Linked DNA regions of Homo sapiens: regions 2, 3 and 4 are each linked to region 1. The links are chromatin loops, found by intact Hi-C in ENCODE. Cell type or tissue: mammary epithelial cell. All regions are shown on one strand. Region 1 holds the start of SNORA63C (small nucleolar RNA, H/ACA box 63C). Region 2 overlaps THRAP3 (thyroid hormone receptor associated protein 3). Region 3 overlaps COL8A2 (collagen type VIII alpha 2 chain). Region 4 has its middle 32 kb from the start of MAP7D1.

Evidence for each region. A loop is a pair of places that touch in the nucleus more often than their neighbours do. Peaks named below come from ENCODE experiments on the same cell type or tissue, not always from the same donor. Only the 100,000 strongest peaks of a DNase experiment are listed, where the experiment ranks them.
Region 2: a loop joins it to region 1, with 4 times the contacts of the local background. A loop is called at or near these places in 10 of 110 quality-filtered maps.
Region 3: it touches region 1 in a loop (11-fold over the local background); 72 of 110 quality-filtered maps call a loop at or near these places.
Region 4: it touches region 1 in a loop (8-fold over the local background); 5 of 110 quality-filtered maps call a loop at or near these places.

What each region holds. Positions count from the first base shown.
Region 1 is chr1:36,416,712-36,424,711 of GRCh38, reverse strand. It overlaps OSCP1 (organic solute carrier partner 1), which reads left to right. Exons shown (of 10, transcript NM_145047.5): 5 at 1,246-1,349; 6 at 1,816-1,944; 7 at 2,493-2,562; 8 at 4,097-4,236; 9 at 5,658-5,721; 10 at 6,457-6,806. The coding sequence ends at 6,573. It overlaps SNORA63C (small nucleolar RNA, H/ACA box 63C), which reads left to right and starts at 6,134; the gene lies at 6,134-6,264. RefSeq lists an enhancer at 2,975-3,474. In mammary epithelial cell, a CTCF peak has its summit at 3,719 (motif pointing right); a DNase peak (open chromatin) is centred at 3,721; H3K27ac peaks cover 456 bases.
Region 2 is chr1:36,280,647-36,288,646 of GRCh38, reverse strand. It overlaps THRAP3 (thyroid hormone receptor associated protein 3), which reads right to left. Exons shown (of 12, transcript NM_005119.4): 3 at 5,947-6,114; 4 at 1,377-2,279. The coding sequence starts at 6,083. Among named protein-coding and RNA genes, the nearest start is that of SH3D21, 22 kb to the left of the region's middle. In mammary epithelial cell, a CTCF peak has its summit at 3,004 (motif pointing right); a DNase peak (open chromatin) is centred at 3,016.
Region 3 is chr1:36,095,625-36,103,624 of GRCh38, reverse strand. COL8A2 (collagen type VIII alpha 2 chain) reads left to right here. Exons shown (of 4, transcript NM_005202.4): 3 at 3,367-3,575; 4 at 4,138-8,000. The coding sequence starts at 3,383. The coding sequence ends at 6,056. Among named protein-coding and RNA genes, the nearest start is that of ADPRS, 11 kb to the right of the region's middle. RefSeq lists a silencer at 3,433-3,562 and an enhancer at 5,643-6,151. In mammary epithelial cell, CTCF peaks have their summits at 3,843 (motif pointing left) and 6,459; no DNase peak of the experiment used is centred here.
Region 4 is chr1:36,183,875-36,191,874 of GRCh38, reverse strand. No RefSeq gene overlaps it. Among named protein-coding and RNA genes, the nearest start is that of MAP7D1, 32 kb to the right of the region's middle. RefSeq lists an enhancer at 3,320-4,018. In mammary epithelial cell, a CTCF peak has its summit at 3,528 (motif pointing right); a DNase peak (open chromatin) is centred at 3,574; H3K27ac peaks cover 842 bases.

The sequences.
Region 1 (8,000 bases):
CACGAACCCAGGAGAAGGAATAAGTGTAATGTGTTTTCAGTCACCTAAAAGATCCTCAAACTTAAATGTCAGCTGGATCCCCCTGCCCCAGCCCCATCCTTCTTTCTAGTCCAGCATGTGGATAAGGTTCGGGCTCCAAAGTCAGAATCACAGGAGTTTGAATCCTCAGCTCTGCCCCTTACCAGCTGGCTGACCTTGAGGAGGCATCTTAACCTCTGAGCTGCCTCATGTAGAAAGTGGCCATATGAGGTTCTTACAGCTCAAGGCCTGCAGCTGCATGGAAAGTAGGCAGGGAACCAAGGCATACGGGTGGAATTTGGAGTCACCTTTGGTTTTGAATCCTGGCCCTGCCTCTTAGCTCTCTTTGGGCAAGTCACTTCACTCTCTACTTTAGCTTTCTCGTCTTTAAAATGGGGGTAATAGGACTCACCTGGAAGGTTTGCTGCGCTGCTCAAAAGTAGTTCTGTTTGTAGCCGAGCACGGTGGCTCACGCCTGTAATCCCAGCACTTTGGGAGGCCGAGGCAGGCAGATCACTTGGGCTTAGGATTTTGAGCCTGGCCAACATGGCGAAAACCCATCTCTACAAAAAAATATAAAAATTAGCTGGGCACAGTGGCTCACACCTGTGGTCCCAGCTACTTGGGGGCTATGACGGGAGAATCGCGTGAGCTGGCGGGGCTGAGGTGGCAGTGAGGCAAGATCGTGCCACTGCACTCCAGCCTGGGTGACAAAGTGAGTCCCTATCTCAAAAAAAAAAATAGTTCTGTTTGTTAAAATACAGTTAACTCTGCAAGTGTAATTTTTTCTCCCTTCTTTTTTTTATTTTTTTATTTTTTTGAGATGAAGTCTTACTCTGTCGCCCAGGCTGGAGTGCAATGGCACGATCTTGGCTCACTGCAACCTCTGCCTTCCAGGTTCAAGCAATTCTCCTGCCTCAGCCTCCTGAGTAGCTGAGACTGCAGGTGCCCACCACCACGCCCGGCTAATTTTTTGTATTTTTAGTAGAGACAGGGTTTCACCGTGTTAGCCAGGATAGTCTCTATCTCCTGACCTCATGATCCGCCTGCCTCAGCCTCTCAAAGTGCTGGGATTACAGGCATGATCCACTGCGCCCAGCCTCTCCCTTCTTATTGTTATAAACTCATAGGTCATGTTCCCAAACCATTACGCACTTTCCACCCTCAGAATATTGATGTCTATGAAAATATACCAAGAAAAATGACAATAAATGTATTTTTTTCCAGGTATCCATGTTTCTAAAGGACAAAGTTCAGAATAATAACGGTCGCTTTGTGTTGCCGGTGTCCGGGCCTGTTCCTTGGGGAACTGAAGTTCCAGGACTCATCAGGTGAATTCCCAACAATGATCAGAGCTATGTTTGGGGTGCTAGGAAATCAGCACATGGGCCGCACACGGAATGCCGCACTGCCAAGCCACTCACAGTCTGCCCAGCCCTTCTCTTTCTTCAGTAAAACAGCTATTGAAAAAGTCAGGTTCTAATCCCCACCTTGTCACTTAGTAGAGGGACTTGAGGCAAGTTACCCAGTTCCCCAGGACTAATTTCCTCATCTGTTAAATGGTTACTGTGTGGATGAATAAGATAATAGTGCTCTAACGTGCTTACAAAGCAATTGGCACATACATATGCTCAATAAATATTATTATTGTATTATTATTATTATTATTACAACCAGCACCTTTATCTTGAAGGAGAGCATGTATTCCTTTTTTGTTCTGTAGTACAAAGAATAAAGAAGCCTCCAGGACTACCTAAGCTTGGAGAACATTCCATCATGTCATACTTTGTATTGTAGAATGTTCAACAACAAAGGTGAAGAAGTGAAGAGGATAGAATTCAAGCATGGTGGAAACTATGTCCCTGCACCCAAAGAAGGTTCTTTTGAACTTTATGGAGACCGAGTCCTGAAACTGGGAACTAACATGTAAGCAAATTCTTCTCTGAGTGAATTCAAGTCCAAGGGAGGTCACTTCATTTAAAAAAAAAAAAAGAGAAACAGCCAGACTTCTGCTATGAAAATCCCTGCCGACAATAGGAGTAATTTCCCCTTAGGTACACTGCATACAGAGGCCTGACATTTCAAAGGGCACCCAGGAACGCCAAACATAAGGCAACTCAACAGAATGAAAAGATACATGATGTTCAATAGCCATGCAAGAGAACTAGCCAAAATCTGTGTTGCAGTGGAAATCCAGAAAGACTTATCCGTTCTGTAAAGCTGCATATATTTTCAGTGATGCGTGTTACTCTTCACAAGAGGAGGCATTGCCACCCAGCCTCCCCAGGTGTTTTTCTTTAGGAAGAAGTGAAATGTGAATGGTTAACACACACTCAGTTGCATTCTGTACCCACAGCACCTTTCTGGATGCTATTTAATGTCTCAGAATAAAAGCTACAAACTATGCTTACGAGTTAGAGAGAAGTCCGTGGAAAGGGGCTGGATAATGTCACCATTTTCTGTTGACACACCAGGTACAGCGTGAATCAGCCTGTGGAAACTCATGTGTCTGGATCATCAAAGAACTTAGCCTCATGGACCCAGGTGAGCTTCTGCCTTCCTTGCCTACCCTCACAGCTTCTCTCTAGATACGGAAGTCTACATAAAGAGAGGTGAGAACGCTTTAGATTTCGGATCTAGCCAACATTTCCCCTGTTGTGTGCAATCTTCTCCATTCCACCTTACGAGTACACAGGTTTTAATTGTAGCTTTTCATGGAGACTTCCAGTGATCTCACTAATTAGGTAATTTTAGGCTTGGCTCGGCCACCATAATTAAGAGGAACCACACACCAGGACATATGCAGTAGCGTAGTACCAGTGCCATTAGGTCCGTGATTGCTGACATCAGCACTCGTGTGTATTCTGATCATTAAAACATTTCTTTTTAATGTTTCCCTCTATAGCACCGTGGTAGCTAAGTCAGAGTGGGGGGTTTTAGTTTCTCTGAATTCCATCCTTAGAAGTTTTCGCTGAACTAGCTCCCAGCTAGCTGTAGGAGAGATCACAGAATATTAAATTATTCAGCAAACATTTATTAAACTGCTTCTATGGGCTGGGGACCCAGGGACACGAAGCTGACGTAGATGTGGTCCCATCTTGAAGGGGCCTGTGGTACCCTGGGAAAGACGGTGAAAGAAACAACTCAAATGAGGTGGAGGAAGGGCTGGCTGGGGATCCTGCACAAAGTGCTGTGCCAGAGGAATTCATGTCTGTCCAGTGGACAGGGATCACAGGGATCAAGAAGGCATTTCAGAGGCGGGGATATTGAAGTGGGGCTCTAGAGTAGGTAAACTATGAAACAGCAGAGAGGGAGAAATGGGCACACGGACCAAGGTGACAGAGGGGCAAGAGTGTTCCCGGGAGGAGGATGGCGGTGTCTCCCACGAGGCTTACGTAACGGATCACAGTATCATGGAGGCTTGCTGGCAGAGACTCGCCTGGACAGGACCCTGGGGCCTGACCAGGAAGGGTGGTAAACAATTTGGGCTTTGTTCTTTCGACAGGAGGCAGAGGGCTTTGTTTCAAGCCAGGGAGAAATGAGACAAAAACTGCATTTAGGTAACTGGTGGTGGAGTGAGGGGAGAGGCAGAACAGGGGAGGCCAGGCTACAAGGAAGAGGGGTACAGGATGAGGCAGGATGAGGACTGTGAGAGGAGGGAATGGACTCGAGGGTGTGTTCCCGGCCGTCACCACCTGAGGGCAGTGTGGCAGCGCCTCTGGAAGGAGACTGGACTGAGGCGACTTGTAAATGCTGAGGGAAACCGATTGACAGGAAAGGAAGCCATACACTTCTTCAAGGAGGAAGGTAGTGAGAGGAGAAACGTGGATCCCTGGGGCTTCCACTCTTGCGGAAAGTATGAAAATCTCTGGTTTGCAAAGTTGCTACATTCCCTCTGCTACTGACGTGATTGTTTTTCTTTTGGTTAAGGCTGCTTTCTACACTTTATTTGGACCCAGAAATAATTTAAATAGCAATTGTTCTACCTTATTTTATAATACCTACCTGTGTCTCTGAGGTTTTAGCAGGAAATGTGATTGCCTTCATGTGGCTAAAAATCATGCAACTGTTTCTGCAGGAAAGCATTGCTCCAAACCCTCTTGCTAAAGAAGAGCTGAATTTCTTGGCCAGGCTGATGGGAGGGATGGAGATTAAGAAACCCAGTGGCCCTGAGCCCGGATTCCGGTTGAATCTCTTTACCACCGATGAAGAAGAGGAGTATGTTTTAAACCTGTTTCGTTAAAGACATATAAAAATCCCAAGCATGACAAGAACACAAAATGACTATTACAAACCAGTGGCACTTATAAATATTTGTGTAAATATCACAAATAAAATACCAACAAATTTAATAATCTAAATAGCCCACCAGGATGAAATGGCCTGAATCTTCCAGAGTCATTCAAAAAAAGAGATGGGGCCGGGTGCAGTGGCTCACGCCCGTAGTCCCAGCACTTTGGGAGGCCAAGGCAGGCGGATCACAAGGTCAGGAGGTCGAGGCCATCCTGGCTAACATGGTGAAACCCCGTCTCTACAAAAAAAAAAAAAAAATTAGCTGGGTGTGGTGGCACGCACCTGTAGTCCCAGCTACTCGGGAGGCTGAGGCAGGAAAATCACTTGAACCCGGGAGGCAGAGGTTGCAGTGAGCCAAGACTGCACCATTGCACTCCAGTCTGGGAGACACAGCAAGACTCTGTCTCAAAAAAAAAAAAAAAAGAGACGGTGTGATGGTGCGCACCTGTAGTCCCAGCTACCCACGAGGTTGAGGCAGAAGGATCGTCTGAGCCCAGGAATTTAAGGTTAAGCAAGCTGTGATCATGCCACTGCATTCCAGCCTAGGAGAGAGAGCAACACCCTGTCTCTAAAAAATGATAATAAACAAAACAAAAAAAGAGTTATAATGTTTTACTTATCAGAGAACAGCTGAATAAGCAGTGTTAGAAGCCAGGATGACCAGATTAAGACAGTGTGTTAAGAAACCAGAGTGAGGTTGGAGCTTGATTTCCCTGTATTAGACAGTATAACCCAAAACCAACAGCAATAGTAAATCACCCACGGTGATTTATAGTGCTTTACAGTTTACAGAGCACTTTTGCATGCATTATCTCATGTGATCCTCCTCAAAACCAAGTATTTGGCGTGAGTGTCACCTTTCATTGAACTATTAATAACTTCTTTTGTTTAATTCTGTGTGACAGGTACTATGTAAAGTCCTGGGAATGCAAAGATGTAAGACCTAGAGCCTGTCCTCAGGAAGCTCTCAGCTTAGTGGGAGAGTGAACGTGTACAGATATAAGTTATTTCAGTGCTGTGTCATGAATGCGCTAATTGAGGACAGTGACTGACTTTGCACTGGCAGATTGAAGGAGCTGGCATTTGATCTAGGTCTTGGAGTTTGCCAAGCAGAGGAAGGGAAGAAACATTCTTGGCAGGGCTTATAATGTGCAAAGTCACAGAGAGATAAAAGAACTTGACTTTCTAGGTCGTAGGGTACATTGGTGGGAGATGGGGTAGAAAGTTTAAGAGAAATGGCAGATGAGGCAGAAAAAATAGGTTGCCAACTGATCAAGAGCCAGTTTGCCATGCTGGCAGGGAAAGAACCCTAATGTTGCACCCATTTTCTTTACCATCTCATCCAGACAAGCAGCGCTAACCAGGCCAGAAGAGTTATCCTATGAAGTTATCAACATACAAGCCACCCAGGTACGTACAGGGGATAACACAGGGTCCAATCGTATTCGCTTCCTCATCTTTTTTTTTTTTTCTTGAGACAGGGTCTCGCTCTGTCACCCAGGTGAAGTGCAGTGGCTTGATCTCAGCTTACCGCAACTTCCACCTCCCAGGTTTAAGCAATTCTCATGCCTCAGCCTGCCGAGTAGTTGGGATTACAGGTGCCCGCCAATATGCCCAGCTAATTTTTTTTTTTTTTTTGTATTTTTAGTAGAGGTGGGATTTCACCAAGTTGGCCAGGCTGGTCTTAAACTCCTGACCTCAAGTGATCCACCCGCCTTGGCCTCCCAAAGTGCTGGGATTACAAAGGTGAGCCACCGTACCCAGCCTCCCTTCCTCCTTTCCTCATCTTATATAACGTTGAACTTCAGAGACCCTCTTTTTCAAGCAGGATTCAGACTACAATATAGCTGTTAAGTGCTGTATTGTCATTCCCCCTGCTCAAATTAAAGTTGTTTCTTAACTATACCCATCTGCTATTCTGTAGCAGCCAGGGATGCTTGGTCACATACATGTTGATTAAGAAAAAAAATATATAGACCCTCTTCTTCTCTCTGATCAGCCTGTAACTACAATCCCTTTTCTGACAAACAGGTGCGCAACTGAAACATATCAGTCATGGGACAAAAAACTAAGTGCCTAGTGCACAAAGAGGCGGCCTGCCAGCACAGCCTCTTCATGCCCTTTTACCTCTCATTTCCCTCATAGGACCAGCAACGGAGCGAGGAGCTGGCTCGAATCATGGGGGAGTTTGAGATCACGGAGCAGCCAAGGCTGAGCACCAGCAAAGGGGACGATTTGCTCGCCATGATGGATGAGTTATAGCTGTTCTGACCAGGCGTCCTCTGCCCCCAGGGAGAGGCTGCTGGATGGTGACCCCTGGGGAATGCCCCATGGCCCAGAATGATGCTGCTAGTTTTCTACTGAGTGAAGCCATTACGTCTATTTCTTATTTATGTTGTAAGGAACTGTGTGAGTCTCCCTTGAGGAGCACTCACTCTTGAAGGCACACACATACACATATTTTCAGTGAAATATATTCTGACTTTTAAACTTGACCTTTCCCATTTTATTCTTAATTCTGTGGCAGCCACCAAAAGCCTCCTGAGCCATAGGTTTGAGCCCCAGAGTGGGTAAGGGGTCACCCCTACTGTCATTTTCAGGATTACTATTTCAGCTTTCCTGTGGGGATCTACAAAGGCCTGTAAACATTAACAAAATCCTTGGCTTTCTGGGATACATTCTGCCTGTAGGCAAGCTTGAAATCAATGACTGTTCGAGGCAGTTGCCATAAACAGTGAGGGCTCAGTGTAAAAGACCCTCTTCTCCATGGCTCACTAGGAACTGTAACCTCAGAGGAAGAGTAAGCAAGGCCGTGACAGGGAACACTCAGCTGGCCCCAGGCAGGACATGCCAGCATCTGTACTTCCCGCACGTCCGTCTATCCATGCGGTGTCAGTTTATCCCATACTGACATGTATACCAAGAGAATATTTTCTTCTTTTCAGCATGACATGTACTCCTTACCCCCAGGGTCTTCCTCTACCCCTGAGTGTGCTTTGCCTTCTAAAGACACCCAGCATAGGCCGGGCACAGTGGCTCAGGCCTATAATCCCAGCACTTTGGAAGGCTGAGGTGGGCGGATCACGAGATCAGAAGATCGAGACCATCCTGGCTAACACAGTGAAACCCCATCTCTACTAAAAATACAAAAAAAATTAGTTGGGTATGGTGGCAGATGCCTGTAGTCTCAGCTACTCTGGAGGCTGAGGCAGGAGAATAGCATGAACCTGGTAGGCAGAGCTTCCAGTGAGCCTAGATCGCGCCACTGCACTCCAGCCTGGGTGACAGAGCGAGATTATGTCTCAAAAAAAAAAAAGATACCCGGCAGGATGCACTGTGACATCGGTCTCCTCTGCATCACCGTGAGTCACCAAACAGCACCCTAGATTGGGTGCATGGGAGGCACGTGTGGTATGCACCTTTCCCTTCTGCATTCTAGCTGAGCCGCTTCCCTGGGCGGGAGCAGACTTTGCAGGATGCAGCAGGAGGCCAAGTCTCACTGGAATCCATGTAAAATGTCTCCAGCCAGGGCTGCCCTTACTGCTTCAGAAAGGCGCAGCAGCCCTCTGCCATAGGCTCCTTCCCAGGACTGAGTAACTGGCAGGTTCAGACCCATTCAATCCTATGGAAGGAATATCCAGAATGGCAGAGGGCTGGAGAGAAACTAAGTTGAGCTGGACATTGCCTGA
Region 2 (8,000 bases), 140 kb after region 1:
CTGTTTTGCTTTTATACAACTCACATTTGGAAATACAAGTCTAAAAAGAGACTTCAAATTTGCTTCAAGTCACCTAGAAGATCTAAATACGAAATATACTGTGAACACAAATAAAAACAAAATACATGTTAATGGGGGAGAGGGTGACAGCAGCAAAAATCATCATTCTCTTTCTTATGGAAAAGCAGAGCTCATGCTCAAGTCTTCTAAAGAGATTCACAGTCCTGGCATGGAACAAAACTTATGTTTTAAAATAGACTTACTTGGGAGCTACACTATGAGGACCCAAAGGCATAAGAATGACATAATGAACTTTGGGAACTCAAGGAGAAGGATGGGAGGGGGCAAGGATAAAAAACTACACACTGGGTACAGTGTACACTGCTCAGGTGATGGGTGCACCAAAACCTCAGAAATCACCATTAACAAACTTATCCATGTAACCAAACACCACCTATTCGCCCAAAAACCTATTGAAATAAATAAATAAATAAATAAAATAAAACAGACTTACTGAAGGCAAGTACAGATTCAAAACATCTCATCTGTACCATTAATGCAGAAAGCTTAATCAAGTCAAAGTCGTGTTAATACAGCCAAGAAGAATCAAGGGATCAAAAAACATGCTAAATACGATAAAAGAAAAAAAAAGGGGGAGCCACTTGCTGGGTTAGTCCCTCTTGACCACAACCTGGTCCCAGTGCAACTTCCCTGTAACCTCTCTGCCATCCCAATCCATCCAACCATACAAACAAAGATTCATGTTCCAACTCACCGTGTCCCCCAGGGGAGAAAGACGGAAGCACTGTCATGTCCTCTCCTAACACGCAGCCGTGTTGGCTTCTACTGGGACATACACCCACCTTGTGGTTTTAAAACAAGGCCTTCCTGGACTATGCCTTGGCCTTTCCCATTCTGCCCAGTCTCCTCAACTGGAGGGTATTGAGGGTGCAGCTCTTCACCATGATAGGCTGATGCAGATCGAACATAGTAGATGGTGGGTGCTAGAGGGTCTAAGAGCTCCAATGGCCATTCATTTTGGCAAAGACCATACTTTTTTTTGATAGCTGACCCACAAATCTCTACTGTTCTTTGGCTTACATTGGTAGAATCCAAGGCAAATTTTAAATGTGAAAACATCATTGCAGAGTAGTCTAAAGAAAGTTTATGCTGCAATACAAATTCAGGAAGGTAGGAAAGCTAGAGTTAACCTAAAGGTTTCCTTGGGTGATGCTTTTAATGTTTACTAACGAAAAGTCTAGGAAATAGGGATTACCTTTTACCATTAATCAGAGCTCTAACTTAGATCACATTACAATTAAACTGCCAGCTAGTGAGATAAAAACACAACCAGGCAGGGGAAATGAGATACTTGCCTCTTTGTATAGGCTGCTCCTCCTGAAGCAGCACTCTCCTCCTTCTGAGATGAGCCATATGTGGAGCCAGTGGATGGTGGACTCTTACCCACAGGGCTCTTTTTGGATGGACTCAGGGACCCAGAACCATGGTCGAACTGACCTTGGTGTGTCCCAGACTGATACCCGGCACCACTCGGCAGAGTTGAGCCCATCTGGGATGTGCTGGAAAGTGGAGGACTAGGTTTTGGCACGGGGCTAGGACGGGGTGACCGCCGCCTCACCACCACAGACTGGAGGGGGCTTTTGAGAGCTGGGCTTCGCTCCCGAGGACTCAGCTCAGAAACTGCTGAGGCCCGTGATGCAGAACCAGTGCCGTAGGTGGCATCTGGCCATGGCTTCGAGCTCTCAGATGCTTTTGTATCTTGAGAGGTGCCTCCAGAGAATGTCTGCTCCTTGGCCTCATCTCCCTGGTTATCCCCGGCAGCCTGAGATGGCCGGCTATCCTTAGAAGAGGACTTTTTCTCCTTTGCAGACTTGCGCTTAGAAGATTCAACTCGGCTATGGTTGGAGGAAGAACGGGAGGATGAGGAGCGCCTTGACCGGTCAGAAGACGACTTATCAGAGTTTCTAGAATGGCTCCTGGACCTTGGTGAAGGGGACCTTCTCTTTGGGGACCGGGATCTTGAACGGCCTCGACGAGGACTGTATGCTTGCCGGTAATTCTGCCAATTTGAGCGGTAGTTTCCATAGCCTCCTCGGTTATATTGGCCCCATGGATAAAAGCCTCTGTTACGCCCACGGAAATAATAGGGCCTTCTATAGCCTCTGTTGTGACCTCGGAAATCCCGATTCTGATATACTCTTGGGTGGTTTCTTTCTCTGTTATGAGCTGGAGAATATGATCTGGAACGAGACCTAGAACTGGAATGGAAAGGAAAGAGACAAATGTTTGAATTTTTGACACAAGCATTTTTATTCAAGAAAAATCTGTTCTGAAATCCCTGCCCTTATGTGTCATTCACTTTCAGTTTTGTTTTCAAAGCAAGGGCACAAATATTTAATCCCACTACGTATGGCCCTTACTAAGTACAAAAACATGGATAAGAATCATTTGAACAAGTGATGAAACACAGGTCACTTCATTCATATTGCAGCACATTTAAAATGGAGGTGTACTTCTACAGTGACTGAAAAACTATCAACATTTTCTTAAGGTAGTAAACCACACAAAGACCATTTTAATATACCATAATAATAGCTTACAGTTTCACAGGCACGGGGATTTTAACAGGGCTCCAGGTCATTGGAAACGAGAGAAAAACTGTGAGCTGTGGTACCTAGACAGGTACTCTGACCCCTATCTACAATGTGGTAACACTCCACACCCTATCCTAGTCAGCTCTCTCCCCCTTGTGCGGGATGAACTTCTTAAGATACCACTAAGGCTTGGGATCGTTAAAAGTATAGTTACAACAGGTACACACCAAAGAAAACTTGGGAGAATGCATCTGCTCAAAGCTTAAAAGAACTTACTAAAATCACATAAGCAAAACATAAAATATTGTTTTTTAAAATGGAAATGGTCTGACTACTTAGGTCATATTTCTGTGGCTGAGCTACATGATCTTAACTAGGTGCCACAAGAGGGCACTATCGGACCATAAAGTACCCAAGGACGCATGAAGTTAGCAAAGAGTAACTAAAAAACACCCCCACCCCGGTGTGCACAGAAGGCTAGTGTTGTGTTCTTCTCCATTTAACAATATATAACTCTGGTAGAGCAAGATGAATTTCCAGAACCACAGAGACTTGATAGTAACCTAACTGTACATTCCTGAGTGTCAGGCTTGTCAATGATGAGAAACTTTGTTTCCATCAAAAAGCCAAAAATTACGTATGTTGGTGTAAAAACCCATTGGGGTTCTTGGATCCACTTTTCCTATCTACTATGATATAGATCATTGACATTAACCACTACTCCTAAGCAGCTGGCTACAAATAAGTAAAATTTACTAGAAAACTCTTTCAAATAATATTTTCTTTACATATAGAATAAAAACTCTTCAGTTAATCAGCAGGCTTTCTCATATCTGACTGGGAACAGATGCATTTTTGTTTTTTCCAAATAACTCCAGTTAGCAAATATACTAGTTTCTTTTCAGGATTTAACAACTAAACAAAACAGTATTTTTAAGAAGAAAGTACATTCAATTTAATCTAAAGATAAAGTGGGATTGGTTTTCCACTATTTATTGCCCACTGTACTCAGATTTTTTTATCTACACCATGAATAAGAGCAACTGGCAAAGATATATCTTACTGCTGGTTGTTATTGTAATTAAGTACAATTAAAAAAAAACTTACCTTCCACACTTTTCATTTGAAAACAGTAACAATATAAGAAAAGAAGGGAGAGGCAGATGCAGATTATGAAAGTGAATACAACCCGATTAAAGGGCTATGCTTGAGGGAGGTGATCCACCACCAGCACTAAGGAGGGTTTAATTCATGTTCCCATCCTCACAGGCTACTGCTGCTTCTGTTACCAATTACTAGTGAGGGCCCTGGGCATACTGCATCCAAAACTCACAGTCATTGCACAGATGCAGGAAAATGAGTCTCTGCAGATTGCAAATGAAGTTATTTAAGAGATGTCACTTAAAAGGATACAGTCTGTGAAATACAAGGAAATAATCAATTTTCTCCAATTCTGTAGAACTCAGCAGTTAGTTAATTTAAAGGCATGGTTTCTCAAACTCTCTGGATAGATACTTTCCTTGCAGGAGAGGGAAAACAAAAGAAAAAACCATGAAACAGATAAGCCAGAAATAAAAACTGAACATCCAGTGGCAAATTTATCTGTTTCTAAAAACAGAGAAGTCAGATTACAATCAATTATAAAAGCATACTTTCTAGTGGAGAAATTCCTCCAGAAAAGTCTCTTCTAGGTATATGATAGCATGTAAAGTGTCTCTAGACCTACCCCAGCACATACTGCCTTCCTAAAATATTTTTTCCTCATTTGCCAAGTCAGTGAGCAAGTGCCAAATGATTTGCAGAACAAGGAGAAAAGAACTGCCCGGAATTCCAGCTGTCATAAATACTTCAGAGTTGGTTAACATTTTTCAATTCAATTTTGTCTCTCAGTTTTGGTTGCATAGCCTCTTGGTGTTGAACCAATTATTTAGTTTCTTCTAGTTACTAGATTAAATTTTAAAAAGGTATCTTTCATAACCAAATGAGCTAAAACTGAGGTTTAAACTCCCTAAATCAAGATTCTGGGTACAGGGTAGGAGTTACTAAGAGTCTTGCTGGTCCCATGGCTTTAAAAGCAATTTCCTGAGGTAAATAAATTTAGGGTTTCCCTTTTCAATATTTATGCATACCTGCTTTTTCAGGCTGGCTTCTCATAGACTCCATTTAATATCTACCTTGTTTTTGTTAAATGGTAAAAAAACAAAACTACTAATCCTTTGTTTAATAGACCCCTTAGAAGTACTATAGGGCTCTGGAAATCATCAAGAGTAAAAGTTTAATCACTGACTTCTGAGGTTTATTTTAAATGTCGTAATCAATTCATCTAAGACAAGGATTCTAGATACTCATCTGAAATAAACAGCTAATCAATTCATCTAAGACAAGGATTCTAGATACTCATCTGAAATAAACAGCAGGGGTTCCAAGTGTCAAACATGACAAATCATCTCCTTGCTAATGTACTTGTGGGAAAAAGAATGAAAATGTACAAAGATTCCTCTTCAGCACACCAATTTAAATACACCAATATTTCCCAAACTCACATATAGAAACTTGTTATTTACTGAAAGCTTCTTATCTATCCACAAAAGAAAGTTTAAACACTTTTAAAGAATGAAAAATCCAACTCACAACACACCAAGAGAGGAAAGACGCTGGAGGTTTGGCATCCTATTCCAAGACATAATTAAAATAGGGAAATCCACCTGAAGGTGTGAAAACTGACTGAATTAGGAAATACTGGCAATAAATTCAAAAGAACTGTGCTCATATTCAGTAAGATAAAGTGATGTTTTCAATAGCGATTTTTAAAAAGTTTTAAGATACATTTACTAAACAGATGCAGCTTGTTAGTAATTGGCACATTGTATACAAATTACTCCTGATAAGTTTCTGTAAGTTTATTTTAGTGAGTTGAAGCTTCTTTTCCTTGCCATGTTGTTCATATTATTAATCCTCTTAGCTATCCTTTCTTTGCAGTGATGCACATAAACTTTGGTTCAAGCCTTCAAAAATAATTTGGTGAAAAATAATCAGCTATAGAGATTTGAAGCAAGCAGCTCAAATAAAAATAAAATGTTCTTTCTTCCAAAGTGGGTGGGAAATACTATGTGCTGGCAGAGGAAAGGAATCAGGCAATCAGCATGGCAGTCAAAGCTGATCTGGATTTGTAGTTTAAAGAGACCTGGAATATCTTATAGCCCAACCCTGCACCTCAAGCCAACCCCCCAGTCCATTTGACACTCACAGGAAAAGTCTAACAAAAGATCTTCAAACATCCACATCGACTGATGCAATGATTATCTCAATATACAAAGTCACACCCCCTTACCTCAGCCTGCGCTTCCTTGAACGAGAGAGAGATCGGCTTCGGGACCGAGACTTCGAAAATGAACGAGAACGAGATCTTGATGCAGATCTTGAGCGAGAAGAGCGAGATCCAGACTTGGATTTGTTTGTTTTTGACATCTCTGAAGAGAGGATCACTTTTCAATTACACCTAATGTAAGAAAATGCATTAGAACAAATGAGTGAGTTCCTTTGCAAATGTGAACCTCTTTGGACATTTTAGAAACACATTTCTTTTAATCTGGGCAACTTGAGAAGACCCCATATCTACAAAAAAAAAAAAAAAATTTTTTTTTAATTAGCCAGTCACAGTGGTGCGTTCCTGTAGTCCTAGCTATTTGAGAGGCTAAGACAGGAGGGAGTGCAAAGTTACAGTGAGCTGTGATCACACCTCTGCACTGCAGCTCTGGAGGAAAGAGCAATACCCTATCTCCAAAAAAAAAAAAAAGAGAGAAAGTGGCTGAGCACGGTGGCTCACGCCTGTAATCCCAGTGCACTGGGAGGCCAAGGTAGGAGGAGGACTGCTTAAGTCCAGGTGTTCAAGACTAGCCTGGGCAACATAGCAATATCCCGTGTCTACAAAGTTAAAAAAAAAATTTTTTTTTTCTTGAGATAGGAGTTTTGCTTTTGTTGCCCAGGCTAGAGTGCAATGGCTTAATCTCAGCTCACCACAACCTCCGCCTCCCGGGTTCAAGCAATTCTCCTGCCTCAGCCTCCCAAGTAGCTGGGATTACAAGCATGGGCCACCATGCCCGGCTAATTTTTTTGTATTTTTAGTAGAGACAGGGTTTCTCCTTGTTGGTAAGGCTGGTCTCGAACTCCCGACCTCAGGTAATCTGCCCGGCTCGGCCTCCCAAAGTGCTGGGATTACAGGCGTGAGCCACCGTGCCTGGCCTACAAAGTAAAAACTTTTAAAATTAGCTGGATGTAGTGGTAAGGGCCTGTAGTCCTAGCTACTCCAGAGGCTAAGGTGGGAATGGCCTGAGGCCAGGATTTTGAGACCAGCCTAAGCAACATAGGAAGATTCCCCCACCTCTACAAAAAAAACAACTGTTTAAATAAAATAAACTTTAAAAACAGAAAGTAACATTAAAAAAAAAAAAAAGATGAAATGACTGATTTTTAAAAACCACTCTGCTCTTTCATCAAAAGGAATTTCTTAGTAGTACAAATCCCAAACAGACCAAGCCACAGCAGCAAATGGAAAACCTGACATGTAACCCTAACTGGGTAATACTGTAAGAGATGACCAAGAATGAGGGTGCTTATTAATTTTGGTGCATGCAGTCTTTTCTCAGTAAGCAAAGAAGCTTTGAGACTAAAGTCAGCTGTTAATAAAAGTAATGAGGAGATGTGAGACAGGTTTCCTAGTTCCAAGAGAAGAAACCGCATGCAATTTAACTTAGTTACAGAGTATGTGGCACATCTAGTCATAAAGAACCATCAATTTGTTCCAGCTCTTTATTACAAAAGAGTCAGCTGGGGGCGGTGGCTCACGCCTGTAATCCCAGCACTTTGGGAGGCTGAGGTGGGCTGATCACCTGAGATCAGGAGTTCAAGACCAGCGTGGCCAACATGGTGAAACCCCATCTCTACTAAAAGTAGTGGCGGGTGCCTGTAATCCCAGCTACTCAGGAAGCTGAGACAGGAGAATCTCTCGAACCCAGGAGGCAGAGGTTACAGCGAGCCAAGATCGCGCCATTGCACTCCAGCCTGGACGACAAGAGCAAAACTCCGTCTCAAAAAAAAAAATAAATAAAAATAAAGAGTCAACTTTCTTTCAGGGTCATTTTCCCACCAAGAAACAAATAGTCTTTTTCCTTTTTTCCCCCTCCAGGAAAGAAGAGCGCCTCTAAGTTGCCCTGAGAGGTTAACGCCTGGTCTACAAGGTATACTTCTCTCCTTTATACTCTATTAGCGCCTTGGACATCTTCCCAGCAGTAAAAACTTTAAGTGCTAAAGTACATGTCTATCAAAGACAGTAAGAGTAAGGAATCTATCAAAGATCACAAAGCTAATTAATAGCCAAACCAGGCC
Region 3 (8,000 bases), 320 kb after region 1:
CTGGGTGACAGAAGCAAAACTCTGTCTCAAAAAAAAGAAAACAAAAAACAAAAACACAGATGTGGGCCTCACGCCTGCAATCCCAGTACTTTGGGAGGCCGAGGTGGGCAGATCATGAGGTCAGGAGATCGAGACCATCCTGGCTAACACAGTGAAACCCCCATCTCTACTAAAAATACAAAAAATTAGCCGGGCGTGTTGGCGGGCGCCTGTAGTCCCAGCTACTTGGGAAGCTGAGGCAGGAGAACGGTGTGAACCTGGGAGGCGGAGCTTGCAGTGAGCCGAGATCACACCACTGCATTCCAGCCTGGGCAACAGAGCAAGACCCTGTCTCAAAAAACAAAATCAAAAAAACTTTCTGGCTGGGCATGGTGGCTCATGCCTATAATCCCAGAACTTTTGGAGGCCAAGGTGGGAGGATTGCTTGAGCCCAGGAGTTTGAGACCAGCCTAGGCAACACAGTGAGACCCTGTCTTTACATAGGCATGGTGGCATGTGCCTGTTGTCCCAGCTACTTGGGAGGATGAGGTGGGAGGATTACTTGAGCCCGGGAGGCCGAGGCTGCAGTGAGCCATGATTGTGCCAACTGTATTCCAGTCTGGGCAACAGAGTGACACTGTGTATCCAAAAAATAAATAAAATAACAGCTTTAGGCTGGGTGCAGTGGCTCATGCCTGTAATTCCTGCTCTTTGGGAGGCTGAGGCAGGCGGATCGCTAGAGGTCAGGAGTTCAAGACCAGCCTGGCCAACATGGTGAAACCCCATCTTTACTATAAATACAAAAAATTAGCTGGGTGTGGTGGCAGGCCCCTGTAATCCCAGCTACTCAGGAAGCTGAGGCAGGAGAATCTCTTGAACCTGGGAGGCAGAGGTTGCAGTGAGCTGAGATGGCACCACTGCACTCCAGCCTGGGCAACAGAACAAGACTCCATCTCAAAAAAAAAAAAAAAAAACAAAAAACCAGCTTTATAGATATAATTCACACATCATACAATTGGCCCATTCAGTGTACAATTCAGTGTTTTTTTTTACTGTGTTCATAGAGCTGTGCAATTTTCACCACAATCAATTTTTGAACATTTTCATCTTCCCTAAAAGAGTTTGAGACCAGCCTAGGCAACACAGTGAGACCCTGTCTTTACATAAAATAGAAAAAATTAGCCAGGCATGGTGGCACGTGCCTGTGGTCCCAGCTACTTGGGAGGCTGAGGTGGGAGGATTACTTGAGCCCGGGAGGCCGAGGCTGTGCCCATTAGTCGTCACTTCCCATCTCTTCCCCACCCCAGCCTTAGGCAACCACTGATCCACTTTCTGTCTCTATGGATTTGCCTATTCTGGCCATTTCATATAAATGGAATCACACAACATGTACATTCCATATCTCACTTTTCACTGTTTTCAAGATTCATCTGTGTTGTAGCAGGTGTCAGGACTTCCTTCCTTTTATATATATATATTTTGAGACCAGGTCTCCCTCTGTCACCCAGGCTGGAGTGCAGCTCACTGCAACCTCCACCTCCTGAGCTCAAGTGATCCTCCCTCTTCAGCCTCCTGAGTAGCTGGGACCACAGCACGCCCACACCCAGCTAATTTTTTGTTTGTTTGTTTTGTAGAGATGGGGTTTCACCAGGTTGCCCAGGCTGGTCTCAAACTCCTGGGCTCAGACAATTCACCCACCTCTGCCTCCCAAAGTACTGAGATTACAGGCGTGAGCTGCTGTGCTTAGCCTATTTATAGATATATTTTTAAATTTGGGGTTTTGCTATGTTGCCCAGGCTGGTTTTAAACTCAGGGCTCAAGTGATCCTCCCACCTCAGCCTCCTGAGTAGCTGGGACTACAGGTATACACCACCATGCCCAGCCTGTACTTCATTCATTTTCATTGCCGAGTAATATTCCATTGTATGGCGATACCACATTTTATTTGTCCATGGACATTTGCGTTGTCTCTACTTTTGGCTGCTGTGAATATCGCTATTATGAACATTCACATATAGGTTATTGTGTGGACATCCTCTCTCATTTCATGGATGAGGAGACCTCCTGCCCAGGCTCCCACAGCTGGGAAGGGGAAGGGGAAGGCTGCCTGGCTGGTTCCAGAGCCTGTGCTTCTTCCTCACCCAGGCTTTGTTCTCTGAGTTGAGCCAAATGCTGTGACAGGCATAGGTCAGGGCACAAAGAAATGAGGCTTTATAGAGGAAGGGATGACAGCCTCCCAGGGCCATAAAAGATGAGTAGAGGAGGAAAATAACATTGCAGGCAGAGAAATAGCAGGCGCAAAGGCCAGAAGTGTTAAGGTGCCCGGTGCCTGGGAACTTCAAGTTCTGGTTTACTGGGTGGAGGTGTGGGGAGGTGAGGGGCAGAGAAAGGGATAGCAGGCAATAGAGTTGGAGACACAGGCACAGAGTAGGTTAGAAAGGCCTTGAATGCAGGCCGGGCGCGGTGGCTCATGCCTGTAATCCTAACACTTTGGGAGGCTGAGGCAGCCGGATCACCTGAGGTCAGGAGTTCGAGACCAGCCTGGCCAACATGGCGAAACTCCATCTCTACTAAAAATACAAGAATTAGCCAGGCGTGGTGGCACACACCTATAATTCCAGCTACTTGGGAGGCTAAGGCACGAGAATCGCTTGAACCCGGGAGGCAGATTTTGCAGTGAGCCAGGATGGCGCCATTGCACATTGCACTGGGCGAGCAAAACTGTCTCAAAAAAAAAAAAAAAAAAAAAAAAAAAAAAGCCTTGAATGCTATGCTAAGCGCCATAGACTTGATCCCAAAGGCGAGTGGCAGGGAGTCCAGAAGGGCATCAGCAGAAGGTGCAGTCAGACAGACCTAAGACAAATCCCATCTCTGGCTTCCTCAAGACTTTTGCTTTAGTTTTATCATCTGGAAAATGGAGATGACAATAATAATAACTTGTTAAAGTGTTCTGAGCATTAAGTGAATTCATGTCCCTAAAGAGCTCAGCCTAGTGCCTGGCAGAGAGCTGGCCCAGCAATGGAAATGGGTGTTGACATCCAAGAGTTTTTAGCAGGGGAGGTCAGACTGCTCTAAAAGGCACGCCCGGCTGCAGAGAGTGACTGGCTGGTTTTGAGGAGGCTGCTGTCCTGGGGAGGCTGGGCTCTCGGAGATGGTGGGGGTGATGAACAGCCACAGGCAGGGTCTGAAGAAGTTTAGGAGGTGGCTTATGCAGACCCCCGCGACTTTGAAAATTGCTTGTGAATAATATCTAAATTCGGAATTGCTTCTCAGCCTTTTGACTGAAATCTCCAGTGTAATCTCTAAATTCTGATCTTTTGGTGACCCCGGGCCTAGTGCCAAACCACCCAGGGCTGGCTTGATGACTTTCTCTGTTCTTCTTTGCAGCACGTCCACGGACGCCATGCTGGGGACTCTGACACCCCTGTCTTCGCTGCTGCTGCTGCTACTGGTGCTGGTGCTGGGGTGTGGGCCGCGGGCGTCCTCTGGTGGCGGGGCCGGTGGGGCGGCGGGCTATGCCCCAGTGAAGTACATCCAGCCCATGCAGAAAGGACCTGTGGGACCGCCCTTCCGTGAGGGCAAAGGCCAGTACCTGGGTGAGAGCCTCCTCACCCCACAGTGCCTCAAATCGCTCCCAGCCCCCAAATCCCCTGCCTCCCTGAGAGCCATCAGATCCTCAGGCGCCCTCCACAGCTCCTCATTCCCCACCAATTTTCCTACCTTCAGTGTTTTTCCTAATACCCCAGAGGGCCTGGAAACGGTGCAGTTAGCTGGCACAGGTGGTCTTCCAAGGGGGAGATGAACTGGGAAGTTGGGAGGTGGGGCTCTGCTCCCACGGGCTCTAAGGTGGGCTGCTGGTGCCACCTGGTGGCCACTCCACCTTCAGGTCATGCAGGGATGAGAGGTGAGAATCAGCCAGGCTCATGGAGGAGGCCCAGCCTAGGTAGGTTGGGTGTTAGGAGCCCTTAAGGAGGACACCCTGTTGCCCCCAAGATGTCCCCTGGGCCACCCCCAAACCCCATCTTCCATGAGAGCAGGAAGGGGCAGCCCCATTCTTCCTCTCCCGTGTACCTCATACTGGAATGGGGGAATGGGTAGATGGGGTCCCCTGTCCCCACAGTTCAGGCCCCTGACTGCCCCTTTCTCTTTCTTTCTCAGAAATGCCTCTACCGCTGCTGCCGATGGACCTGAAGGGAGAGCCCGGCCCCCCTGGGAAGCCCGGGCCTCGGGGTCCCCCTGGCCCCCCTGGCTTCCCAGGAAAACCAGGCATGGGAAAGCCAGGACTCCATGGGCAGCCTGGCCCTGCTGGGCCCCCTGGCTTCTCCCGGATGGGCAAGGCTGGTCCCCCAGGGCTCCCTGGCAAGGTCGGGCCACCAGGGCAGCCGGGGCTTCGGGGGGAGCCAGGAATACGAGGGGACCAGGGCCTCCGGGGACCCCCAGGACCCCCTGGCCTCCCGGGCCCCTCAGGCATTACTATCCCTGGAAAACCAGGTGCCCAAGGGGTGCCAGGGCCCCCAGGATTCCAGGGGGAACCAGGGCCCCAGGGGGAGCCTGGGCCCCCAGGTGATCGAGGCCTCAAGGGGGATAATGGAGTGGGCCAGCCCGGGCTGCCTGGGGCCCCAGGGCAGGGGGGTGCCCCCGGCCCCCCCGGCCTCCCTGGTCCAGCTGGCTTAGGCAAACCTGGTTTGGATGGGCTTCCTGGGGCCCCAGGAGACAAGGGTGAGTCTGGGCCTCCTGGAGTTCCAGGCCCCAGGGGGGAGCCAGGAGCTGTGGGCCCAAAAGGACCTCCTGGAGTAGACGGTGTGGGAGTCCCAGGGGCAGCAGGGTTGCCAGGACCACAGGGCCCATCAGGGGCCAAAGGGGAGCCAGGGACCCGGGGCCCCCCTGGGCTGATAGGCCCCACTGGCTATGGGATGCCAGGACTGCCAGGCCCCAAGGGGGACAGGGGCCCAGCTGGGGTCCCAGGACTCTTGGGGGACAGGGGTGAGCCAGGGGAGGATGGGGAGCCAGGGGAGCAGGGCCCACAGGGTCTTGGGGGTCCCCCTGGACTTCCTGGGTCTGCAGGGCTTCCTGGCAGACGTGGGCCCCCTGGGCCTAAGGGTGAGGCAGGGCCTGGAGGACCCCCAGGAGTGCCTGGCATTCGAGGTGACCAGGGGCCTAGTGGCCTGGCTGGGAAACCAGGGGTCCCAGGTGAGAGGGGACTTCCTGGGGCCCATGGACCCCCTGGACCAACTGGGCCCAAGGGTGAGCCGGGTTTCACGGGTCGCCCTGGAGGACCAGGGGTGGCAGGAGCCCTGGGGCAGAAAGGTGACTTGGGGCTCCCTGGGCAGCCTGGCCTGAGGGGTCCCTCAGGAATCCCAGGACTCCAGGGTCCAGCTGGCCCTATTGGGCCCCAAGGCCTGCCGGGCCTGAAGGGGGAACCAGGCCTGCCAGGGCCCCCTGGAGAGGGGAGAGCAGGGGAACCTGGCACGGCTGGGCCCACGGGGCCCCCAGGGGTCCCTGGCTCCCCTGGAATCACGGGCCCTCCGGGGCCTCCCGGGCCCCCGGGACCCCCTGGTGCCCCTGGGGCCTTCGATGAGACTGGCATCGCAGGCTTGCACCTGCCCAACGGCGGTGTGGAGGGTGCCGTGCTGGGCAAGGGGGGCAAGCCACAGTTTGGGCTGGGCGAGCTGTCTGCCCATGCCACACCGGCCTTCACTGCGGTGCTCACCTCGCCCTTCCCCGCCTCGGGCATGCCCGTGAAATTTGACCGGACTCTCTACAATGGCCACAGCGGCTACAACCCAGCCACTGGCATCTTCACCTGCCCTGTGGGCGGCGTCTACTACTTTGCTTACCATGTGCACGTCAAGGGCACCAACGTGTGGGTGGCCCTGTACAAGAACAACGTGCCGGCCACCTATACCTACGATGAGTACAAGAAGGGCTACCTGGACCAGGCATCTGGTGGGGCCGTGCTCCAGCTGCGGCCCAACGACCAGGTCTGGGTGCAGATGCCGTCGGACCAGGCCAACGGCCTCTACTCCACGGAGTACATCCACTCCTCCTTTTCAGGATTCTTGCTCTGCCCCACATAACCCGCGGGGGGGGTCCTGCTGCCCTGGCCTCCTCCCCTTTAGTGGTAGAGCGACCTTTTCAATTACAAAGAACCTCCTGGAAAAAAAAACAAAAGCTGAACAGAGGCGGCCGTGGCCTTGGCCCGAGGAGACTAACTTGCTTTCTCCCTGCATGCAGGCTGAGATTGTTTCTGGAAGGGGCTGGCCTGAGTTTCTTTCCCCCAAATGTCTGTGCAGTGTCAGGGCTGCACCCCATAGGCCCTGAGGCACACAGCCCAGCCCCTTGTGAGTCCTGGCCTCTGCTGGGCCCTGAAGGAGCTGAGAGGGAGCTCAACTCCCCACCCCGCCACGTGGGGAGACAGCCCTTCCCACTGGCTCCCTGATGGCACCTGCTGGAGGAAAGGGGCACGGCCTCCCTCACAGCCCTTGGCTGGGGCTCCTCCAGCTCCCCCTGGGACCTCCAGCATATGACAGTGGACTAAGGACTGTGGGGTTTTCCTCCAAGGGGAAGGGAGAAGAGGGGACCATCGAGGTGGCGAGTGTGGACACCCTGCCAGGACTGCAGCCCCCATGGTGATGCTGTGGCATCAGACATGTCCGTGGTGGGCACAGTGCCTGTTGCCCTGGGAAAGGGCAACCTCCCTTTCACTGCTCCAGTGGCAGCCATGGGGAAGGCAGTTTGTGAGGGCTTGGGGCACAGACCTGGGGCAGGAGGCAGCTCTTCACGTTCATCCCTGTCTCTCCCGGGCTGCCCCCGCCAGCTCTGGCTGTTTAGCTTGAGGGCAGCACAGAGGCCCCTGGGACACCTACAGGCCAGAAAGATCAACCTCTGTGAAGTGTCTAGAAGTATCTAGTGCAGATGGTGGCGGAGGCAGAATCGACCATCAGCAAACATGAGCACTCTTCCCTTTCTCCCCTTCCACCTGCTGCGGGCTGGGCTGGTTTTCTCAATACAAAATTGTAAGAGGATCCTTGTCACCCCAGCCAGGTATCCCCAAGGCAGAGCACCTCTCGTTTGGCCCTCTGAACAAGGTGCACGCGAGCTGGGGGATGAAGACGGCTCCCACTTCCTTTTCCTTAATAAGAACCATATGGTGGGTGTATGTGTGTACAAGAGGGGTTCATCTGTGGGGGCTTCCTCTCCTTCCACCCTCTGGTTCCAATTTCCTGTTCTAAGCAGGACTAGGGCCCAGGAGGCTAAGGCTGGGAGAGAAAGGGTGCCAACAGGTCCCTTGGGAATGAGTTGGCTCTGGACGTTTCTGCCCTGTTCCCCGATCAGAGCTCCTCTGCAGGAAACAGGCAGGATGCCCCTCCCAACCCCTCAGTCCCTACGTCAAGCGGAGTGGATAAGGCTGAGATGAGTGCTGGGAGTGGTGGACATTCCTGCTCGTGCAAAGATGGCCACTTTCCCCGCAGCTGCAGGGCCTCGCGCTCGGCCCTCGCCAGGCCAGCCCCACTCCTTGTACCAAGTGTGAACTGGGGTCATTCGGTCTGTGATCTCGTTGCACTGCTCCAAGTCTGGCTGTGTCCAGGCGGTCCATGTTGAAAATGGAGGATGGCTGCTGACTTCTGACTGGCTGAGCAGTGGGTTCCTTCAGGTTCCTTGCCAACCCTCCTCCCCTGCCCACAACTTCTCCAAACAAAGCAGGCTGTTTGCTCACTTCTTCAAAAGGAGGAATGATAACCCAAATCTGCCCAAGTGACACTTGAGAAGGTTTTGGCTGGGGTTCCTGGTGGATTTCTTACTACCTAACGCCCAAGAAAACCAACTAAGGACTCTCAAACCATACCTGGTGGGGGTTCTTCGCTCAACCTCTTCTTCCCTAGGTCAAAGCCACTATCATCTGATGTGTTAGGGATGGGTTCTGATTGGCAGAAATTAATCAGCTCCCAATGGGAGCCCACGGAACTAAGTAGGGTCCCAAGAAAAAAAACGGGAGCTATTTCACAGAGCTGAGCTTCTGC
Region 4 (8,000 bases), 230 kb after region 1:
TTGGCCAGGGTGGACTCCTCAAAAAAAAAAAAAAATTGGGGAGGGCTGGGTGTGATGGCTAACACCTGTAATCCCAGCACTTTGGGAGGCCACGGCAGGCAGATCACTTGAGGTCAAGAGTTCAAGAACAGCCTGGCCAACATGGTGAAACCCCATCTCCACTAAAAATACAAAAATTAGCCGGGCATGGTGGCACACACCAGTAGTCCCAGCTACTCAGGAGGCTGGGGCAGGAGAAACACTTGAATCCTGGAGACAGAGGTTGCAGTGAGCCGAGATCATGCCACTGCACTCCAGTCTGGGCAACAGAGTGAGGCTCCACCTCAAAAAAAAAAATGGGGGAAAAAAACTGAATAAAATATAACGATACAACAATTAAAATAATACAAATTTTAAAAATAATACACTATTTACATGGCATTTACATTGTATTAGGTATTATAAGTAATCTAGAGATTACAAAGTATACAGGAGGATATACATAGATTATATGCAAATATGAAGCAATTCTTTTTTTTTTTTTTTTTTTTTTGAGACAGAGTCTCACTCTGTCACCCAGGCCGAAGAGCAGTGGTGCGATCTCGGCTCACTGAAATCTCCACCTCCCAGATTCAAGAGATTCTCCTGCCTTAGCCTCCTGCATAGCTGGGATTACAGGCGCACGCCACCACGCCCAGCTAATTTTTGTATTTTTAGTAGAGACGGGGTTTCACCATGCTGGTCAGGCTGGTCTCGAACTCCTGACCTCAGGTGATCCACCCGCCTCGGCCTCCCAAAGTGCTGGGATTACAGGCGTGAGCCACCGCACCTGGCATATTAATAAATTTTCTATCAGAGACTTGAGCATCCAAGGATTTTGATATCCCTAGGGTCCTGGGACCAATCCCCTGAGAATACAGTGGGACAACAGTAATAAATCTGTGCTAATTTTTTTTTTTTTTGAGACAGAGTCTCGCTGTATGCCCCAGGCTGGAGTTCAGTGGCGCTATCTCAGCTCACTGCAACCTCTGCCTCCCAGGTCCAATAGATTCTCCTGCCTCAGCCTCCCAAGTAGCTGGGATTACAGGCCTGCACCACCATGCCTGGCTAACTTTTTGTTTTTTTAGTAGAGACAGGGTTTGGCCATGTTGGCCAGGCTGGTCTTGAACTCCTGGCCTCCAGAAATCAGCCTGCCTGGGCCTCCCAAAGTGCTGGGATTACAGGCGTCAGCCACTGCGCCTGGCCAATCTGTGCTAATTTGAAGCTTACATATATAGTATTAAAGCTCAGCTGTTTCCGGGTGCGGTGGTTCATGCCAGTAATCCCAGCATTTTGGGAGGTTGAGGTGGGCAGATCACCTGAGGTCAGGAGTTCGAGCCAGCCTGACCAACATGGCAAAACCCCGTCTCTACTAAAAATACAAAAATTAGCCAGGTATGATGGTGGGCACCTATAATCCTAACTATTCGGGAGACTGAGGTAGGAGAATCACTTGAACCAGGGAGGCGGAGGTTGCAGTGAGCTGAGATCACGCCATTGCACTCCAGCCTGGGCGACATCGTGAAAGTCCGTCTCAAAAAAAAAAAAAGCTAGGCTGGGTGCAGTGTCTCACGCTTGTAATCCTAGCACTTTGGGAGGCCAAGGTAGGCAGATCACTTGAGTCCAGGAGTTCGAGACCAGCCTGGGCAACAGGGTGAAACCCCATCTCTACAAAAATATACAAATATTAGCCGGGCATGGTGGCATATGCCTGTAGGCCCAGCTACTTCGGGGGCTGAGATGGCAGATCATTTGAGCCTGGGAAGTTCAGGCTGCAGTGACCCATGATTGTGCCACTGCACACCGAGCCTGGGCAACAGAGCGAGACATTGTCTCAAAAAAACAAAACAAAAAACCAAACAATTCAGCAATAAATAGAGCCACTATTTAGAACTCAGACGGTGAAATATTTTTTTCAAGAAGTATTTTTTTAACATTGTTTAGAATGTCAATGCAAGGTAATAATAAAAAGCAAACTGACTTTTAGTCATTTTTATCTTGGTTCTTAAATTCTCTACACATGATGCACTTTTATTTCACACATCTGGGGCAGACCCTGCCCATCATCCTACCCTTGGTAGGCCACCGCAAGCCATACTGGAATCCAATTCGACCTGGCAACTGTGGACCAGAGGGGAGTGACAGGGGCTGCCCCTTGGGAGTCGTTCAAGTTTTTAACCCTTAATTCAGAGGATATTCTCAGGTATTACCTCCTACAGGAGGCCTCCCTTTGACAGTCTCTCCCTGCTTGAACCCAGGTCAAATATTTTTCCTTGTCAGGTATGGTGGTATACACTTGAAGTCCCAGCTACTAGGAAGGCTGAGGCAGGTGGGTCCCTTGAGCCCAGGAGTTTGAGTCTAGCCTGGGCAACTTAATAAGACCCTCATCTCTAAAGATTTTTTTAAAAAATTATCCTTTATATTCCCAAAGCACTGTGTGCTTAATTATGTCACTGACCTCGCACTGTATTCTATTTTTTTTTTTTTTTGAGACAGAGTTTCGCTCTTGTTGCCCAGGCTGGAGTGCAACGGCGTGATCTCAGCTCACCGCAACCTCCGCCTCCCAGGATCAAGCAATTCTCCTGCCTCAGCCTCCCAAATAGCTGGGATTACAGGCATGCACCACCACACCCGGCTAATTTTTTTGTATTTTTAGTAGAGATGGGGTTTCTCCATGTTGAGGCTAGTCTCAAACTCCTGACCTCAGGTGATCCACCCACCTTGGCCTCCCAAAGTGCTGGGATTACAGGCGTGAGCCACCGCGCTGGCTTTGTATTCTATTTTTATGTATTCTTCCACTTCTAGGCTGAATGCACTGAAGGCAAAGACCATGTCCTTACCAGCCAAGGGCGGTGGCTCACACCTGTAATCCTAGCACTTTGGGAGGCGGAGGCAGGAGGATCATTTAAGGCCAGGATTTCAAGACCAACGTGGACAAAAAACGAGATCTGTTTCCACAAAAAATTTAAAAATTAGCCAGGCATGGTGGTGTGCACCTGTGGTCCCAGCTACTTAGGAAGCTGAGGTGGGAGAACCACTCAAGCCCGAGGGGTCCAGGCTGCAATGAGCCATGATCACGCCATTGCACTCCATGCCCTGTTGGTCAATTAGAGCTCAATGTTCTGGCCACATTGGGACATGTCTAATACGGCTGTCCCAAAGTGGAGTGGTTTGGGGAAGGGACTGGCAGTACACAGGAGGTGATGTTGAGCTACCTCAGGATATCATGGCCCCTCATGGTGGGAAGGGGACCTTGCAACTAAGACTCTTATTCTGTGTGTTTGTTCAAGGAATACCTTACCCATATCACTAGCCCTAATTTGCAGATGAGGAAATTGAAGCTCACAGAGGTCAGGAGGGTTGCCTAGTTATAGAGTGAGTCACTGGCCAAGTCTAGAGTAGAGCACACATCTCCTGCAGCCAGGACATCAGCCATAGGCCTGTGGTCTGGTCCATGGTGGACCTGGCAGTTCCAACCTCAACTGCCTTGCCAATGTGCTCATGTAACCACCAGGTGGAGCGAGATCGCCATTCATTGGGAAGCAGGGCACAGGCTTCGGGTTGGACTGAATGTTCCTTTGAGAGGGCCCACGGGCACACACAGTGGAGCTGGGGAGTCCTGTTAAAGAAAGATTGTGTGTGTGTTGAGGGGCGGGGGTGTTGTAACAGAGCTGGAGTTCAGGAGCGTTGGCGACTGGGATGAAGAGGGGAGGAGGGAAGGGCATTTTGCTGCCTTCCTCTGGCCCTGCCTAGTCTGGCCCTACTGGGGAAAGGGCAGAGATGGGGAAAGGGAGGGATCTCCAGAGGGGATGGCTTCTGCCTCCACCTCCGCTCTCTTCAGGCTCAGTCAGGGCCTGGAACAGACCGGACATTCCTCAATCTCCAGCTGGAAACCAGGAAATCAGACCTGGAGGCTACCTCCCTGCAGCCTGGGCCAGTTCTTCCAAAGCCCTCACTGCCCCCTAGGGCCCTGCTGTCTCAGAGGAGCCACACTCCAGGCTCCTAAAGGCTGAGTCTCTCCTAGAACTTCTGTGTTCTTCCCTCCTTCCCTCCTGGCTCCTCTTTCCTGAGCTGTGGGATCAGACCCTTCCTGTGAGCACCACATTTGCATAAGAAATTGCTGTCCTGGCTCACACCTGTAATCCCAACACTTTGGGAGGCTGAGGCAGGAGGATCACTTGAGTCCAGGAGTTCAAGACCAGTGTGAGTAATATAGCGAGACCCTGTCTCTACAGGAAAAAATTAAAAATAATTAACCAGGCATGGTGGTGTGTGCCTGTATTCCCAGCTACTCAGGAGGCTGAGACAGGAGGATCCCTTGAGCCCAGAAGGTTGAGGCTGCAGTGAGCCATGATGGTGCCACTGCACTCCAACTTGGGTGACAGAGTGAGACCCTGTCTCAAAGAGAAAAAAAAAAGAAGAGGCCTGGTGCGGTGGCTCATGCCTGTAATTAATCCTAGCACTTTGGGAGGCTGAGGCGGGAGGATTACTTGAGGCCAGGAGTTCAAGACCAGTCTGGGCAAGATGGCGAAACCCTGTCTCTACCAAAAATACAAAAATTAGCCAGGCATCGTGGCATGTGCCTGTAGTCCCAGCTACTTGGGAGGCTGGGGTGGGGGGATGGTTTGAGCCGGGGAGATGGTGGTTGCAGTAAGCCAAGATCTCATCACTGCACTCCAGCCTGGGAAACAGAGCAAGACTCCATCCTCCCCACCCCCCAAAAAAAGAAGAAAGAAAAAAAAAAGGAAATCGCTATCCACAGAGTGCCAAGTCAAGTCAAACTCATGGCCTGTCCCCATCTCTCACCAGGATTGGTGCTCCTGTCTGGACTTCTCACTACCACTCTTCCCCTTTCCTCAGTCCCTTCTCCAGGTGGTAGTCCTGATCATCTTTTCTCAAATTGTTAATCTGACTATGTTGCCCATCTGCTGAAACCTTTCAGGCACTTTCCCAGCACTCTTGTAATAAACTCTTACTTAGCATGGCGCATGGGTCCTTCGTGGTCTGGTCCTTCCCACCTCTCTGACACCATGCTCCCTCTCAATCTCTAGGTTCCGGCTACACTGCCCATGCTCATCATGGGGACTTCACGTGTGCTGTTTCCTCTGCCTGGAATCTCACACCTCTTTAAAAAAATTTTTTTTGAGACAGAGTCTCGCTCTGTCACGCAGGCTGGAGTGCAATGGCATGATCTTGGCTCACTGCAACCTCTGCTTTCGGGTTCCAGTGATTTTCATGCTTCAGCCTCCCGAGTAGCTGGGATTACAGATGTGAGCCACCACACCCAGCTAATTTTTGTATTGTTAGTAGAGACGGGTTTTTCTTTTTTCTTTTTTTTTTTTTTTTGAGACGGAGTCTCATTCTGTCACCCAGGCTGGAGTGCAATGGCGTGATCTCGGCTCACTGCAAGCTCCGCATCCCAGGTTCACGCCATTCTCCTGCCTCAGCCTCCCGAGTAGCTGGGACTACAGGTGCCCGCTACCACGCCCGGCTAATTTTTTTGTATTTTTAGTAGAGACAGGGTTTCACCGTGTTAGCCAGGATGGTCTCAATCTCCTGATCTCGTGATCCGCCCGCCTGGGCCTCCCAAAGTGCTGGGATTAGAGGCATGAGCCACCGCGCCCAGCCTAATTTTGTATTTTTAGTAGAGACGGGGTTTCACTGTGTTAGCTAGGGTGGTCTCGATCTCCTGACCTCGTGTTCTGCCTGCCTCGGCCTCCCAAAGTGCTGGGATTACAGGCTTGAGCCACTGTGTCCAGCTTATTCACTGTCTTTTAAAATTTTAGTTTGGTTTGGGTTTTTTTGTTGTTTGAGACAGGGTCTCACTCTGTTGCCCAGGCTGGAGTGCAGTGGCACAATCACGGCTCACTGCAGCCTCAACCTCCTGGGCTCAAGTAATCCTCCCACTCAGCCTCTTGAGTATGTGGGACTACAGGTGTGCACCACCACATCTGACTATTTTTTTGGTATTTTTTATAGAGACAGGGTTTCGCCATGTTGCTCAGGCTGGTCTCAGGCTCCTGGACTCAAGAGATCCCTGCTCTTCGGCCTCCCAAAGTGCCGGGATTGTAGGAGTGAGCCACTGTTTGTCATAATTGTAATTGTAATTGTACATTTGTTTGTAATATTATTTAATTAATTACTAATAAAGTTCCATGAGGTAAGAACCATGTCAATTTTTGCTCATCTAAAAATCTCCAGCACCTCTGAGCCTGGTACATAATAGATGCTCAATAGATATTTGTTGTTTGTTGTTTTTGTTTTTTGTTTTTTGTTTTTTTTGAGACAAGGTCTCACTCGGTCACCCAGGAAGGAGTGCAGTGGCGTGATCTCAGCTCACTGCAACCTCAGCCTCCTGGGCTCAAGCGATCCTCCCATCTCAGCCTCCCGAGTAGCAGGGACTACAGGCATGCACCACCACACTGGACCAATTTTTGCATATATGTATACATATATATATATGTATATTCTTTTTTGAGACAGAGTCTCGGTCTGTTGCCCAGGCTGGAGTGCAGTGGCATGGTCTCGGCTCACTGCACTCCACCTCCGGGTTCACACCATTCTCTTTCCTCAGCCTCCGGAGTAACTGGGACTACAGGCACCCACCACCACACCCGGCTAATTTTTGTATTTTTAGTAGAGACGGGGTTTCACCGTGTTAGCCAGGATGGTCTCGATCTCCTGACCTTGTGATCCACCCACCTCGGCCTCCCAGCGTGCTGGGATTACAGGCGTGAGCCACCGTGCCCGGCTTATTATTTATTTATTTTTTTTTGAGAGGGAGCCTTGCTCTGTCTCCCAGGCTGGACTGCAGTGGCACAATCTCGGCTCACTGCAAGCTCCGCCTCCCGGGTTCATGCCATTCTCCTGCCTCAGCCTCCCAAGTACCTGGCACTACAGGCGCCCGCCACCACGCCTGGCTAATTTTTTGTATTTTTAGTAGAGACGGGGTTTCACCATGTTACCCAGGATGGTCTCTATCTCCTGACTTCGTGATCTGCCCACCTCGGCCTCCCAAAGTGCTGGGATTACAGGCGTGAGCCACCATGCCCAGCCCTGCATGTATATATTTTTTATTGAGGCAGGCTTCCACCTGGTTGCCCAGGCTGGTCTCAAACTCCTGAGCTCAGGCAGTCCACTCATCTCAGCCTCCCAAAGTGCTAGAATTACAGGTGTGAGCTACTGTGACCAGCAAGATGCTCAATACATGTTCTTTGAATGAATAAGTACATTTATGTTACACACTCCTCTCCATCTCTATCTCCCGAGCATGAGCCTCTATCATCTCTTATCTGCACCTCAGCAATCACTTCTTGGTTTGTCTTCCAGTTTATAATCAAGTTTCTGTCGATCAGTTTTCCACCAAAAAGCCAGAGTGGTCTAATAAAATAGCCTATTTGGCAGGCGCGGTGGCTCACGCCTGTAATCCCAGCACTTTGGGAGACCAAGGCAGGTGGATCCCCTGAGGTCAGGAGTTTGAGACCAGCCTGACCAATATGGTGAAACCCCATCTCTACTAAAAATACAAAAATTAGGCCAGGCACAGTGGCTTACGCCTGTAATCCCAGCACTTTTGGAGGCCGAGGCGGGCGGATCACGAGGTCAGGAGATCGAGACCATCCTATCCCGGCTAATACGGTGAAACCCTGTCTCTACTAAAAATACAAAAAAATTAGCCAGTCATGGTGGCTGGCGCCTGTAGTCCCAGCTACTTGGGAGGCTGAGGCAGGAGAATGCCGTGAACCCGAGAGGTGGAGCTTGCAGTGAGCCGAGATCGCGCCACTGCACTCCAGCCTGGGTGACAGAGCGAGACTCCATCTCAAAAAAAAAAAAAAAAAAAAAAAAAATACAAAAATTAGCCGGAGGTGGTGGTGTGTGACTGTAAGTCCCAGCTACTCGGGAGGCTGAGGCAGGAGAATTGCTGGAACCCCGGAGGCAGAGGTTATAGTGAGCAGAGATCACATCACTGCACTCCAGCCTGG